Linked DNA regions of Homo sapiens: region 1 is linked to region 2. Evidence: chromatin loops called from intact Hi-C (ENCODE). Cell type or tissue: K562. All regions are shown on one strand. Links, peaks and the distances in the headings refer to the core of each region. The heading gives the core; the rest is flanking DNA. Region 1 has its middle 120 kb from the start of MTX2. Region 2 has its middle 45 kb from the start of MIR1246.

Evidence for each region. Hi-C counts contacts between places; a loop is a spot of excess contacts. Peaks named below come from ENCODE experiments on the same cell type or tissue, not always from the same donor. Only the 100,000 strongest peaks of a DNase experiment are listed, where the experiment ranks them.
Region 1: it touches region 2 in a loop (2.3-fold over the local background); 2 of 110 quality-filtered maps call a loop at or near these places.

Annotation. Positions count from the first base shown.
Region 1 is chr2:176,382,138-176,390,478 of GRCh38, forward strand. No RefSeq gene overlaps it. Among named protein-coding and RNA genes, the nearest start is that of MTX2, 120 kb to the left of the region's middle. In K562, for the core only: a CTCF peak has its summit at 3,888; no DNase peak of the experiment used is centred there.
Region 2 is chr2:176,551,430-176,559,770 of GRCh38, forward strand. No RefSeq gene overlaps it. Among named protein-coding and RNA genes, the nearest start is that of MIR1246, 45 kb to the right of the region's middle. RefSeq lists an enhancer at 3,052-3,346 and a silencer at 4,432-4,726. In K562, for the core only: a CTCF peak has its summit at 3,223 (motif pointing left); a DNase peak (open chromatin) is centred at 3,192; H3K27me3 peaks cover 1,973 bases.

The sequences.
Region 1 (8,341 bases), core at 160-8,159, 170 kb before region 2:
TTGTTGTCTATTTTTCTTTGGTCTTTAATGCCGATTGACACATCCAGGAATCACAGAAATGGTCTTGGCTTTTTTTTTTTTTTTTTTTTTTTTTTGAGATGGAGTCTCGCTGTGTCACCCAGGCTGGAGTGCAGTGGCACAATCTCGGCTCACTGCAACCTCCACCTCCTGGGTTCAAGCTATTCTCCTGCCTCAGCCTCCCAAGTAGCTGGAACTACAGGCACCTGCCACCATGCCCAGCTAATTTAACACAGATTTCTGAGTACCTATTGTGTGAGTCAGGCACTGCCAGGCTACGTAGGGACATAAAAACCAATTCTAGTGAAGTTCTTGTGGTTATGTGATTTCTAGATAATTAGGGGGAGACTAAAAGTTAAATCTCAATTTTATTTTGAAATCAGTTTCTGATTTCCTGATGCATAATGGGAAACAATAGGATTCAAGGTATACTAAAACCCCTCAGAATGTCCAAGAATTACAGTAGATAGCCAAATAATTTCCTTAGCCGCAAATATATTCCATGATCTGGAAATGAATTATACATGATAATTTTTGATTAATTCCTCTTGGCATTTTTACTATAAATTAATTTCTTAATTTAAACAAATGCTTAATCAGAGGTGTTCTGTGCTCTTCACAGGTACTGAGATATAAAAAGATATATACATATTCTGCATTCCCCCAATTGTTTATAATTTTATTATTTTAATTGATGGCTTTAAAAAATAATTTGTTCAGATCAGTGCAATATTCTGTGCCTTTCTGAGATTTACTCTATTGTAAGGAGTAAAACCCTCAAACATACATGTAAACAGAAACGCTTAACACCAAACACCACACAGCAAATAAACCCACTCAAAATTTTCCATCTCTAAGTATAAGCACCTTATTGACAATCTCTTCTTTCCCTATGTTAAATATAAGTGAGGTGTGTACTTAGCCCCTTGTCATTGTAGTCTTGTTAGAAATGCATCTAGACTCCCATAGAGGTGACTTTCTTCCTGTTTCACACAAGTTACTATAAAATGTGAACTATCATGGTTTTGCATTATATTGACTCAAGGGTATTTAACAAAAATAAAAGCATCAACTCACATGCATGTCTTTCTACTTTAGGCAAGGGCAAGATTATCATTGTGCTTTTCCCACTGTATCAGATCTACTGCTCTCTGCCTAAGCACTAATGGTCTCAGTGACATTGAACAGATGAATTATTTCAAATTTAGTTTCTCATCTGTAGATTCAATTGTGGTGTCCTCTTATGATGTGAGCTGGTAGAGCTACCAGACAAAATATAAGATGCCCAGTTAAATTTGAATTTTAGATAGAGGATGAATATATTTTTAGTATAAGTATATCCCAAGTATTGCATGAGGCATACTTATACTAAAAAAATTCAGTCTTTATCTGAAATTCAAATTTAACTGATGTTCTGTATTTTTTAATTGTAACTAAAGAAATTATATTGTAAATTATAAGTTAAAATTTTGTAATTAAATTGTAAATTATAAATTAAAAATTGTATTGTAAATCGACAAGTTATAACCATATATATTTATGGGGTAAAAGTGATATTATGATATATGCATAAAAAATGGAATAATTAAATCAAGCTAATTAACATACCCATCACCTTACTTATCATTTTTTGTGGTGAGAACATTTGACATTTACTCTCTTATTAATTATGAGATATACAACAAACAATTAATAACTATAGTCATCATGCTGTGAAATAGACCTAAAAAAAAACCCCTTATTTCTCCTGTCTAACCGAAGATGTTCTGTATTTTTATTTCCTAAATCTAGCAACCCTAGTTGTTTGAATTCTTGGAAAGAGAACATTCTCACAATATTTGTACATACCTAGGATGTTTAGTACAGAAGTATGTCTAATCTGTACTAACCTGTGTGTTTGCTTTAGGACAAGTGTTTTAGGACATCAGTGCGTAAACCCTGACTGGAGGCCTTGGTACATCCTACCTGTTCAGCATTAGAACCTTTGGAATAATGAAATAGGAGAAACTACTCTGGGAATGAAAACACCCCCAGGCTGCTTTCCTTTCTGTTGCCCCCAGTCCATAGGGAGTCAGTCACTCTGAGCTGGATTACGGGGCCACTTTCTGCTGTCTGGCTCAGCATGAGACTGGGTGTTTCCATTTCACCTCCAACAGGTCACAATAGGAACAAAGTTGCAAGTCCAAGTTCAATATTTGGCTTCTGTTAAATATTTTACAACTACTCATTTTTCATGCCCAGAGTTTCCTTTTATTGAATTTTGATGTCTGATTCTGTCTCTTCCATAAGAATTAAATCCACTCACACAAAGGTTCAATCTGAAACTTGTTGTGAGGAATTCTCCCCCTTAAGTCTGGGTATCCAGGGCCACTAGCAATGGTATTGTTCTCCTATGTTGCTCCCATTGTAATGAGCTTACAATCCGAATCTTTAGATCTACTGCAAGTTTAATTGAAAGAAGCATTTCAGCACTAAGATCTATTATCCAGTGAATTGAAGGGGAAGTAAGAAACTAATACTGATGCGTGTCTAGGGTCCACAAACATGCCCGATGAACAAGTATGTTAGCTTATAATTTATTTTGAAAAGAGGCTTGAAATACAAAAATGTTAAATAATGCAAAGAGGTTGATATCTATAAAGAAGTCTGACATGTCCTCTAGAGCATGAGCCCTTTTTCCAAATAAGGGTCCACATCTACAAGTGGTCAGTTCTTAATTACATGGGGAAACAGAAGTGATAGGGCGAACATGTCCCATTCTTGGGCCAGCATCTGAGTAGGAGAATTACCATTATCAAAGGCCTACACACTTATCACATGAAGGCAATATGTGTTTTTAAAGGGGCAGGTTGTGCACAGGAGTGCCTCTGCTTAGTGGTGGCTTCTTACTGGTCTGTGAAATTCATATAATTGTTCTAAGAGGTCACTTGGCTATAGTAGGCTGATTTTGGTCTTGACCAAACTGCTGGTCACCTTTACCGAATTGCAAACATGATTTCTACAATTGTTGCCCTTGTTTAGCACATGAAAAATTTTTGTCCAGAAGAAACTTCTTTTAGTCTTCTATATCATCCAGAAAGAGGTCCTTCCACATCCAGATGTTTCAGACAGTGGACTACGTAGGGAATCAACATCTGTTATTGATTGATTTGTGATCTTTCCTCTGCCTTTGTTGAAGGTTTTAGCAAGCAGCAAAATGACCAAAAAGCAAGGGATCAAATTTGACTCAGACTAATAAAAATCTGACCCTTGTCCTAAGCCTCTGGAGTTTTGATTGAGGTTGTGAAACAGTTGTGTTTATGAATCTAGTTAATTGAGCTCTTACTTAGAATGCTTTCACTTATTGCAAACTATTGAAATGCAAGTGCATTTTAGAAGCATCTGTGTACTATATTCATTAAGCTGCATGTGTCTTCCACATGCCAGTGACTTTTGCAAATCCAGGAAAGGCATTCTCCTTCCCAGAACTTGTAGTGGTTCCTAGGATGCTGAAGTCCCATAATTTTATGGATTCTGACGTTAAGTATTTCAAATGCCATCAAGTTGAAATTTGGCAAAACAATTTATATTCTAGATATATTTTTAAAAACTCTCTGTTTGATGTGCTTGGGATGCTATCTAAAATGAGAGTCAGGAATGTGAGAATCCATTTCTGTGACAAGCAGGTGAAGACCATGCCTTTTTAGGGGGTTGTCTTGTAGCAGCAAAGTCCTGGGTAAGTTAAAGACAGGAATGGGAATGTAGTGCAAGTTTCCATCCCTTCCTCCAGCTATTTATGGTCGTTAAGGGCTGAAGGAAGGAAGAAGGTTTCGAGAAGGGGATTTGGAGGAAGAGAGGAAGAGGACACAGGGGGACAGCAGGAGCTGCAGCCACCATGTGGTGACTCTCTTGAATGGCTGCTAGTTACCAGCTTCTGGCATGATTCTTGAGTGAAAGACCTTGAACAAACTTGTTTCTAGTGGCAGAAGTTGAGGAGACATCAGGGGACAATTTGAAGGAGGCTGCAGGTTTGCACAGGCCCTTGGAATACTAAGCTGGCCACAATCAAATAGTAATGTTGGCCAGATATGGTGGCTCACACCTGTAATTCCAGCACTTAGGGAGGGCGAGGTGGGAGGATCACTTGAGCCCAGGAGTTTGAGACCAGCCTGGGCAGCATGGCAAAGCCCCATCTCTACAAAAAATACAAACATTAGCCAGGCGTGGTGGTGTCTGCCTGTGGTCCCGGCTACTCAGGAGGCTGAGGTGGGAAAATCGCTTGAGCCTGGGAGGTGGAGGTTACAGTGAGCCATGACTGCACCACTGCACTCCAGCCTGGGCGACAGGGCAAGACTCTCTCTCTCTCTCTCTCTTTCTCTCTCTCTCTCTATCTATCATCTATCTATCTATCTATCTATCTATCTATCTATCTATCTATCTATCATCATCTATCTATATAAAATGTTACTTAAACCCTTTTGGTCTCCATAGGCTGGTGAGGCCAGTGGTCTGAGATAAGTAATGTAACTTGCAAATAGCCCTGGCCATCATGAGACATCCCAATTTATTGAACATCTTCTGTACTTTTCATCCATATCACCCTTCAAAGGTATCCAAGCTATCTGGGGAACTGATAATAGGCATGTGCAAGACACACTGCTGGCCAGGTGCACCTTTTTGTAAGAATACTATTGACTATAGGAGTTTCAGCCTATCCTTTTAGAACAGTGTTTCCCAAATTTTTTCCAAAGCATAAGAACCTTCTGAGTCATTTGTTAACATACAAATTCCCAGGCCTGTCTCTTGGAGATTCTGATTCAGGAGGTTGGTAGGAGAGTGAGGCAAGGTGGCGAGTGCTGGCATGAGGTCTGAGAATCTGTATTTTTAATGACCACCTCGGGATCTTTATGATCATTAAATTTAGGAGATGTTTACTTTAGATGGGATTAATGTATAAAATGACCTGGTTGGCTGGATTTTGCCCAGCATTTGATGTCTGGGATTTAATGAATAAGTACATCATGTTACCTTATTTATGACTTTTCTTAATTTCATAGATTTTGGTACATTTCTCTTTTAGGCCTTATTAGGTGGGAGTTCAAATCTTTTAAGTCTTTCTTCCGTGAAAACTGCTTCACCCACATGTTTCCAGCCATATCTGGATATTGAGTGCAAGGACCAGAATAGCATGCAGTTTTTCAGATGTTGATGTATTAATTACCATTGCGTTCAGGAGGGTAAGAACAAGCCTTCACCTCTATCCCTTCGCCACTTCCAGACTGCATCTCTTCATCTCTGCATTCCAACCACATAGAACAGCCTCTTTAGAACTCCATGGCCTGCCCATCGGTCTTTTTTCTTCCTTTGCGGAACACCAAATCCTTTCAACCTATCTACATCTACCAAACTCCCACCACTTTTGTTTGTTTGTTTGTTTTTGTTTTTGAGATGGAGTCTTGCTCTGTCTTCCAGGCTGGGGTACAGTGGTATGATCTTGGCTCACTGCAACCTTGGCCTCCTGGGTTCAAGCAACTCTCCTACTTCGGCCTCCTGACTAGCTGCAATTGCAGGCATGCATCACCACATCCAGCTAATTTTTGTATTTTTAGTAGAGATGGGGTTTCACCATGCTGGCCAGGCTGGTCTTGAACTCCTGACCTCAAGTGATCTGCCCACCTCGGCCTCCAAAAGTGCTGGGACTATAAGTGTGAGCCATTGCACTTGGCCCTCCCAGCACTTCTTTTAGCTTACTTGAGCCCAGTCATCTGGGTATGTGCTCTTTTTCCATGTAGCATCATGTGGTTATGTCTAGAAGAGCATTTGCCACATTCCATCAGTTTATTTGTCACCCTGTTAAACTATAAGCTTTGTATTTCCAACAGCAAGCACAGTGCATGGCACATAGTCTGTGCTCAGTACACATTTGTTGAAAGAATGAATGTTTATTTGTTACATTTTCTGATGTCATCCAACATTCATGTGCTTCTTTGTTTGCAGGAACATGGCAGGGGTAGTGTCTGCAGAAAAAGCCCTTGAAGTCTAGGACAAATGAAAGCCCAGATGCTGCAGTTTCACAGGAACATTTTGTATGGCCTCTCCTAAATGTTGACACTCATCTTCCAACTTATATCAAGTCACAGTTGTGAGAGACCTTTGCCCTGTTCTCTCCCTTTGAGCGTTTCACATAGTGAGTGTCTTGGCATCATCTGTATTCTGGGAGCTCTCTCTCTGTTCTCTTGTAGAATACTTATAAAACATCAGATGGCCCCAATTCTGATCTCTATGGAAACTCATTTTTTTTTTACCCAGAAAGATGTTTATTTCTATTTTCTTTTTCTTTTTAGCTCTTATACTTCTCTTTCTTTGATAAAACAACAGGCTTTGAAGAATAGAGGTCTTAAGCTCATTAAGAGCCATTTGGATATGAATGGTTACAAATAGTACATATTTTGTTGGACTGGAATGGGAGAAGAGTCTATAAAAACATATGAACTGGGACTCATACCAAATAACATTATTTTGGGAACCATATTTTATTTTATTTTAATTAAATTAATTAAATTTATTTATTGAAATGGAGTCTCGCTCTGTCGCCCAGGCTGGAGTGCAGTGGCTTGATTTCAGCTCACTGCAACCTCTGCCTCCCAGGTTCAAGCAATTCTCATGCCTCAGCCTCCTGAGTAGCTGGGATTACAGGTGTGTACCACCATGCCCGGCTAATTTTTGTATTTTTTAGTAGAGACAGGGTTTCACCATGTTGGCCAGGTTGGTTTCTAACTCCTGGCCTCAAGTGATCCACCCGCCTCAGCCTGCCAAAGTGCTGGGATTACAGGCGTGAGTCACTGCACCCAGCTGAGAACCATATTTTTAAAAGAAATGGATACTTTCACAATGTGCATGAAAATATCTTTTAAGAATACATGTCAGCCAACTCAACTCAAAGTCCTTCTAAAGGCCTATTAGGTCCTATGTGGTCTGACCCTTGCTACTTCTCTGAACACATCTCCCACCAAATTCCTCTCGCCCACTTGGCTCTAGCCAAATGAGCCTCTCTGCTTTCCTGTTCACTCAGCCTGAATAACTTTCCCACCTGTTTTCCTTCAATCTCTGCTGAAATATCACCTTCTCAGTGAGTTTTCCTTTGGATACGCTATATAAAAACCCACCTCCCCCATCCTGTCTGGCACTATTTAGCTGCCTCTCAGGCTTTATTTTGCTCTAAAGCAGTCATCACCTTCTGAGGTATGTTCCATGTATTTGTGATTGTTTTGTCTGTCTCCCCTGCTTGAAGGTAAACTCCAGAAAGGCTGAGGCTTGTCTGTCTTGTTCACTGCTGTATCTTCAGGACTTAGTCCAGTATCTGGCAACAGACTATGAGATCAATGAATATTTGTCATTCAATATTGAATTTAATTTCTATCATATAGTATTTGTAAAATCTGTATTATTACAAAAAATGAAATTGTACTTAAGGAAAAGTAAAAAGTTACAGAATAATTACCTCCTAAACTATTGAGTTCTAGACAATTTTGCTGTTGAGATTTTAAAGTTTTTCATGGACTATTTCATTTCAGTGCTATTAAGATCTTTTATAAGATAAGGAAAATATTCATCACAATTTATTATGGTGAAAAGTGGAAACAATACAGGTGTCCAACCATTAAGATTTGCTCAATAAGCTAATATATTTCCATACACTGTAGCCTTATACAGTCATGAAAAATCATCTTACTATGAGAAAATGCTTCTGAGGTACTAAGTGTATAATAAGATATAAATATGCAAAAAAGGATTTCAACTTTGTTGTGGAGGATTGGAAAGAAATGGAAAGAAACAAGTTGAAATAATAATGAAACAGAGATACAGATGGTTTCAGTGAACTGCCCAAGACCACACTGTTGGTGGTGAAGGAGCTGAGGGTCAAATCTCGACCAACTTCTCTGCCTTAGCATTGTCCAAACTGTGCCTACAGCCTCTGCCTGCGCGGTGCTGTGCCCATCAGTCTCACCAGCATCACTCCCTCCAACTCCTGTGCATCTCAGGGCAGGGGCTGGTGTCTATAACCCCTGCACCTGCACATGTGCCAGTTCACCATGTAGTTTTAGATTTGAGTTACAGTCTAATAGAACTTTGGATCTTATACATCTTCTCCCTGAGATAATAGGTTTAGATCTCAGCAGGCATAAATCAGTCCTTTAGTTTGACCAGAGAAATAATAGCAAATAGTAAATACTCTGTAGTACTTTCAGTAATGACAATGAAAGAAGCCTACCAAGGTTGAGTTGATTTTTTTTTTCTTTTCCAGAACTGGGACTGCTGTTGACTAATGTGGAAAGAATTTAGC
Region 2 (8,341 bases), core at 110-8,109:
TATTGAAACTTTGTATTCAATCATAATTATCTTAATAAACATTTTGTGTTTATTTTTAATTTTTCCTTTTCTGTCATCATTTCCCAGGTAATAGTGTGGTGTTGGCATCTGGATATGTATGTGGCAAAATAAAAGAGAAAACGTTTTTCAAAAGTTTATCAGAATTTAGGGGAAGTTTGAAAGTTAAGTTTCTTTGGCCACTTGAAGACAGTTTAATTCTAAAGTCCTTTTAATTCTGGTTGTGAACCTTACTTCCTCGTTGTGATGGCTAATTTTATGTGTCAACTTGACTGGGTTAAGGGGTGCCTGGGTAGCTGGTAAAACATTATTTCTGGGTATGTCTGTGAGAGTGTTTCCAGAAGAGATTAGCATTTGAATCAGTAGACTGAGCAAAGAAGATTCACCCTTACCAATATGCGCTGGCATTGTCCCATCTCTTGAGGGCCCAGATAGAAGAAAAAGATGGAGGAAGGATGAATTCCCTCTCTCTCTTTGAGCTGAAACATCCATCTTCTCCTGCCCTTGGACATCAAACTCCTGGTTATGGGGCCTTCAAACTCACACAAGTGCCTCCCATTCCCCATCCCTCAGTGACATCTTAGGACTCAGAATTAATTACAGCACTGGCTTTCCTTGTTTTCCAGCTTGCAGATGGCATATCACGGGTCTTCTGGGTCTGCATAATTTCATGAGCCAATTCCCATCATATATATATATATACACACACTATACATATATCCTACTGGTTTTGTTTCTCTAGAAAGCCCTACCTAATGCACTAGGCAAATCATTGGTAGGGAAATAATCCTGGCTCATTGGAAGTGCAACAGGAATGATAAGTCTGACAGATCATCCCATTGTTCATGCTTAGTGTCTATCCTAAAAGAAATACAATAAGAACCTCCACAAAAACTTTGACTGTACTTTGATACTCGCATTTATTTTCCAGAGTGAATACTTCCTCTGGGTTTATTTCCAGAGGCTGCTTCTTTTTGGGGGGAGGGGGAGGGGCGGTGCAGGTGTAGGGGTAAAGGACATCTACTAATTGTGGCTTCATTCCAACTAAAGAAATTCCTCACATCTATTAATGACAAACTGCAATACTGTTGCTGGACTAGAAAATTATCTGTTAGAGTCAGTACAGCTACCAGGGTTATTAAGGAGCACATTTGTTTTTTTTCCCCCTGAGTCAGTGCCCAAAAGACATTTTATGTAGCCTCAGCTATTTTGAGTACAGTTACACAACTGGCTTGAACTTATTTTGGCAAAATCTTAGTGTGTGTGTCATGGGCAATAAAAAATTCCTGGAAAATATGTGTTTTCATACAAAGTACCATTACTTACACTTTCTGGAAATTAATTTCGTGTAAATCACAATGAATGTTTGATCTATAGTCTCATATAGCTAGTTGACTCTGACCAGAGACTAAGTGGCTATATGAAGAGAAGTTGGTCCAGAGAGATGTCTCAAGGGCTTGCCTGAGGTAGTAGTTGAAGCTGTGAGCCACAAAAGGCATGCCTGTCAAGGGCTGGCCTCACAGCCTAGTTTGCATTCCATCTTTTGGTGTAGTACTTTGTCAGAATGTAGCAAGTAGAGAAATTCTGTTGTGCATACATTTTATGGCTCTCAGTGGTTAGGATCTGAACTTGGTAGACATTTCACAGGGCACAAGATGGTAAAAGATCCATAAGGAGAGCCTGGGTGGTAAGGGTCAGAGCTCTGAGTTCTAGACCTATGTTTGCTGCTGAGTGACTTGGAGGTAGTCTGCCGCTTACAGGCTCTGCGACCGTGGGCAAGCCATTTGACCTCCTCTCTCTCTCTCCATTTTCTCATCTCTAATAGGAATAATATGAGTGCCTGCTTTGTAGCGTTGTTTGAAGATTAAATGAGTTGATGCACAGAAAACACTGAGGATAATACCTGACGTGTAGTTGGCACTCGATGTTCGTTGCTTACCTCTTTTTCTGTTTTTTATTTTTTTAATTTATTACATGATTATCCCACTAACTTGCCTCCAATGATTGTGGTTAAGTATAAACTACTAATCCTGCCCTGAGAAATGTCTCATTTGATGAGACAATGGTTAGAAATGGTCATTTGATGCAATAGTTTATAACATAAGTGAGCAAGGAACTATTTTCAAATATGAAAACTTTTGGGCCATGTATTTCAACTCCTTCCTCCATTTTTTAAAATTCTCCTCTAGATGCTTACAAGGGGGTTAGTACCCCTTGTTTAGGCTCTCTCCTCAAAACTCCCTTCCACTCCAACTCCCTAGTTTTCTTTAACTTTCTCCCCCTTAGGAAAGTGAAAGAATAAGAGCTCCAGCTAGAGACGCTTGATTGAAATAGCACGGGCACACGGCAGCCTCCTCTGCAGGGCTTTGCCAGCGAGCCCCGCCCCGCCTGCAGATCCTGGGTATGCTACTGGGTACGGGAACCGACCCCTGACCGTGAGGCTCGGCATCGGGCCCTGGCTGTTCTGAAGATAAGGACGATCTCCCTCCGGGGTCCAGGCAGCACTGCCCGTCTTGCTATCCTTGGAGTCTGTGCCAAGTACATCAGGAAAATCTCTTTTTCATTGTTTGATTTTCCACGGGCTTTGAAAACGTTCCCATTTCATACAGCCAAGTCCAGAATTAAATTGGACTTCACTGATCTTTGCTGACAAAAAATTCCCATTCCACTTCCTGAGGCTCTTCCGCCTGGATTTGTTTATTGGCCTCATAGATGATGTTTCTGACGTGCGCCCAGAGCTCCTCACTCAGAGCCCCTTCACACACGAGCTGACCCTGCACACTGCTTTGTGATATAAATTATTCATCTGATTTCTTCAGCACTAGGCAGGCATGGCCGAGGAGAGCCTCGCTTTCCCAACGTGGAGTCATTGACGTTTTTCTGTTTTCCCGCGAGGTGGTTAGGGAATGATTAAAATGGACTTGAAGAGTCAATTTCTGTTGGGATTGTGGCTCGGCAGTCAGCAATCTGCTAGGGTGGTCTGAGGGCCAGTCATTACGGAAACACTGCCAAAGCTGTGTCTTCATACTTCTCTCTTTCCTTCCTACCACCCTGCCGTACCTAGAGAGGGAGAATGGCAATGATGTGAGCATTTTATGTTTAAAAACAACAGCAACAACAAACTCAACCCCCCAAATCCCCTGAGCTTGCTTTCAATTCCCCTCCCCCTCCTTATCGCCCACGCCACCATCAACAGTGACACCTAGTGGTCAAATATAAATTAGTCCCTTTATTCTGAATTGACTAGCTTTCTACAGAAAATAAAATTTCCTGTAGAAGCAAATAAAGACTGAGCTTTACTCCTTCCATGAACATAGAGAAAGATGGATTATTCATAATGAGAAGCTAAAATATATTACTTGGGAGAAGAGGCAAGTGCATTTTTTTTCTTAAGAACATATTGGAGCTTTGTATCTTAAAAAATAGTTTCTATAGACGAGTGCTTGGTTTTCCTTTCTTTAATGATGGCCACTTTAATTTTATTATAATTTTAAAAGTTAACAGCTGTTCATCAATGTTTTAAGTTTCAACACCTATAATTGTTATGTTTAAAGTATTTAAAAATGTATGATAGTACAAATCAGTCATTTGCATAATCCGTCTCAAATTCTTGGAACCACATTTACTGGCAAAAAATGGTTTCCACTTTAGTGATGTAGTCTCCAGAAACAGGTGAAAATTTTTATTTTAAGAATTTTTTTTTCGGTAAGTGAGGAAGCAAAAACATTTATATTTTTAATGAAATCTTTTAGTGGTTAAAAAAGAAAAACCTTGAATCTTCTTTTAATTTTTAAATAATTATAGAGTCACAAGAAATTACAAAATAGTACAGAAAAGCCCTGTGTACCCTTCACCCAGTTTCCCACAATGGTAACATCTTACATAACTGTGATACAACGTCAAAACCAGGAAATTGACATTGGTACAATTTGTGGAATTTATGTAGATTTCACCCGTTTACTTGTATGCATTTGTATGTGTGCATAGTTCTATGCAATTTATCACGTGTAGATGCATGAACCACCACTACAAACAAGGTAAAAAATTGGTTCATCGCCACAAAGATACCTTCTGCTACCCCTTTATAATATTGAAATATATGCTTGAGCCCAGGCACCTTGTCTGCGGCAGAAAGAAGGCATGTATATGTCATCATCGTCACACACATTTACTGAACTCTATGGGTCTGCCTTGTGTTAATTGCTTATGCAGTAGATACTACTTATTTTTTTAACAACTACATTAATTTAAAAGGACAACAGGGGAGAATTAATAAAAGAAGAATGATAACTCATCTAATGTCTTGCCCTTTAACACAGTGGTCCCCAACCTTTTTGGCACCAGGGATTGGTTTCATGGAAAACAATTCTTCCATGGATGGGGGAGATGGTTTGGGATGAAACTGTTTCACCTCAGATCATCAGGCATTATTAGTTAGATTCTCACAGGAGCGCACAACCTAGATCCCTCGCATGCGCAGTTCACAATAGGGTTCGCGCTCCTGTGAGAATCCAATGCCGCTGCAGATCTGACAGGAGGCGGAGCTCAGGTGGTAAAGCTCACTTACCTGCCGCTCACCTCCTGCTGTGCGGTCTACTTCCTAACGGGACGGTCCGCAGCTCCGAGGCTGGGGACCCCTGCTCTAACACACCAGATAGAGTTTTTTCCAACTCTGTTTTGTATTTGATACAGATTTAAATCAACAAATATTATTGGGCACTGAGCTGGGTGATGAAGGAATTACAGGTGCTGACAAAGTGCACTGCTCAGCACCAATCCTCAGATCTCAAGGTCCGGTCTTCTTCTGGGAACCTCAGACAGCCAAGGCCAGGCTCACTCTCTAGAGTCCCAAGGACAGGACCAGTTCCAGTTGAGAGGCTTGGCACAAGTCACTTCCGCTCTTTTCAACCCTCCTTGCTAGGTTTTTCTTAGACAATTTACTTCTTCAATACTTGAATATCTGAAAAGTCACACCATATTGGGTAATACAGATTATCAATGTGATTTGAATTAGCTACTCCGAAGTAAGGAAAACTGAAAGGCAGTTTAATGATTGTTTTCATCTGTCCAAGCAGGCAATCTGACAGGAGGAGATACCTAGAAGAACATTGGACTGGGAGTCAGAGATGTGCCCTAGTGTTGACTTTGGCACGAACTCACTTGTGATATGATGTGAACTTTGAGTGTCTTAGGTTTCCCATATGAAGAAAAAGAGGCTCAGCAGATGGCCAAGTCCTTTTCAGTGTTATCTTTATAAAGCAAGTGTTAAAAAGTTTCTTTATGGTATCAGCTTCTAAATATTGGGTAGGTGATAAAAGTTAATTAGAAATGCTCCACATGACTTAAAATAGACTTCTGTCTCAAAATGAATGCTTTAGAACTATGTATTCTTATAAATGTGCCCTGTAAGGTCTACATAAGACTTTCCTCTGGAAGTCACTCTCAATCTTGAACGTCTAATGAAATGTATTTATTAGTAAATGATGTGCTAATACATGGTATCATTCTAATGCAACGTGTCTGTTGAGCAGAAATCTCACTCGTGAGGAAATTGTGATGCTAAATTCCTGATGTAAATATGTCTCTTTCCAGCTGTGTGATCTTGGCAAGTCAGTTGGCCTTCTTGGGTCTTATGTGTCCTCCTAAGTTTGCTATCTAAATACAGAAATTTTCTTAGATATCATTCAGGAAATTTCTAGAGAAAACTGAAAATACAGGAAAACACTTTGTAGTCAAGGGCAAGTGAGACACTACGCCAATAGTATATATGTATATATTAGGAAAAAACCTTCAGATATATGGTTTGTTCTACATGCAAAAGAGAAATAGTCTTTCACAACTTTGAAATGGTGGTTCTCCCTCACATAGGATCTCAGGGCCATTGTTCACTGGGTAAGGCTCTACTCAGCCTACCCTGGTCCCTTCACAGGAAAGCCTGCATTGATTACCCACTGGCTATGCTGCACAGCCAGCTGTGGTCCCCGCTTCCTCCACCTCACTTCCAGGCTCCCGATAGAGAGGAGTCCCAGGCATTCCCGCCTGAGCCATACCTCCTGTCAGATCTGTGGCAGCATTAGATTCTCATAGGAGCACGAACCCTGTTGTGAACTGCACATGGGAGGGATATAGGTTGCAAGCTTTTTGTGAGAATCTAACTAATGCCCGATGACCTGAGGTGGAACCGTTTCATCCCAAAACCATCCCCCCAACATCTGTGGAAAAATTGGCTTCCAGGAAACCAGTCCCTGGTGCCAAAAAGGCTGGGGACTGCTGCTGTACAGGTCTCCATGATGTCCTGAGGTGCATAATTTGAAATAATTATTTCAATGTGCTAAATCTACTAAAATTTAGCACTTACTTTTAAGTAGTAATACTGGCAGTACCCTACTTTTGGACATAATGCATTTCCAAAAACGTGCTTGAAATTTAAGTGTGTAAAGATGGAATAAAAGACTCCATGTTTTAAGAATGGGGAATGTCCATTTCCAGAGTTAAACATTTTAATTGATTCTATGATTAGTTCATTCAGTCAGTCAATATATGTTAAATGAGCACATGCTATGTGCCAGGTACTATGCTAGGTATTGGGGAAATTGCAGGGAACAAAACATGTAAAAACCCCTGCCTTCATGGACTTACTTACATTCTGGGGATGAATGGAGGAAACAGAAATAGACAAAATAAAAGAGAAGTGTGTTTAGGCTCTGCACAATGGCTCATGGGACCTGTAATCCCAATGCTTTGGGAGGCTAAGGCAGGAGGACCCCTTGAGGTCAGGAGTTCCAGACTCCATCTCTATAATTTTTTTTTTTTTTTTTTTTTTTGTAATTAGCCAGGTGTGGTGGCGCTCGCCTGTAGTCCCAGCTACTCAGTAAGCTGAAGCGTGAGGATCATTTGAGCCCAGGAGTTCGAGGCTGCAGTGAGCTGTGATTGTGCCACTGTACCTCAGCCTGGGTGACAGAGAAAGACCTTGTCCAAAAAAAAAAAAAAAAAAAGACAAAGAGATGGGAATTTTCTTTATTAAGAGGCAATACATGAGAGAAAATAAGCATGGGGGAATAGGGTGTGTGTGTGTGTGTGTGTGCACATGAAGGGTGCAATTTTTGGTAAAGGGGTTCAGAAAGGTCTCTGTGAAGAGGTGATGTGTGTGAGAGTCTGAAAGGCAAAGATGGCTGATGGATCCCAGCTACCTAGTATTAATATGTAACTTCATTTCCATACCAAGAAAGTTTCATGCTGAGGAAGTTCCTAGAGCTGGACTCAGAAAGGAAATGGTGCTAAAACTCACTGTCTTCTCACACCATGCAGAAGCCGGCCAGCCGGCAGAGAGGCTGAAGGGTGATTCCCCATGAGCGTCTTTTGTGGGCAGCTCTGATGGATGCCACAGACCAAGGAATCCAAAAAAGGCTTATAACACAGTTAGAAAACAGGGTTTTTGGCAACTTCTGGGGGAGCTGAATATATCCTAACTCAGCAATTTCCTTTTCTCTTAGCTGCCAGTTTGCTTGCCTGTGCATTATGTGTACACTCACCATTCTCCACAAAGGGCCCTGCCGTTCTCTGTGTGGTCAGGCAGGGGCCTGTGGTGCCTTCCCTACTCCTGTCTGCCCTCTCTTCTCAGTTTCAGGAGGTGTTGGGTTCCCAGGTCTAAATGATGACCAACCCAGCAATGCTAAAGAGAGAATGTATTATTAGAGCTCTGGATCACTTGCTTGTTTCTTTCCCATGTTATGCAGTCAAGTAATAATGTCCTTTTATAGAACAAGAAATAAAAATATTTAAAAAATGAAATGAAAGTTCAGCTGGTAAGAACCATAACTGTAATACTGAATGAGTAGCTCCAGGTATCACTTTTTTTGAAGTATGAGGTCTGCTTATCTACCCTCACCCCCGGGAGCCTAGCCAGCAGCACAGAATTATTTAGACTCTCCCTAATTTGCTCGCCTACTTCATGTCATGGCCAGGACTAGCCTTCTGCCAAGGCAATCTTGTGAGTTTTAGCATGCAGGGAATATGTCTCTCTAACCTACTTTCTGAGGCCACTCATTCCATTCCCTAATTCCCCGATATTAAAAAGATGTCCCCAGAGAGGTAAAAATTGACCTAAAATTAGCTTCTGTGTAAAAGACTGATCTTAGATAAGAGCAGATTGCGTTGGGGAAAAAAAGGCCCCAGTGTTGGATAGAAGAGGGTGGGAGGGAAGAGACTCAGGGCCTGAGGCATAAGGAGCAGAGCATTGTTTGGAAGGACAGCAGCACCTGCTTCATTGTTTTGCTCCAAGCCAGGCTCAAGGCAAGAAGGAACTGTGATTAGAGGAAGAAGG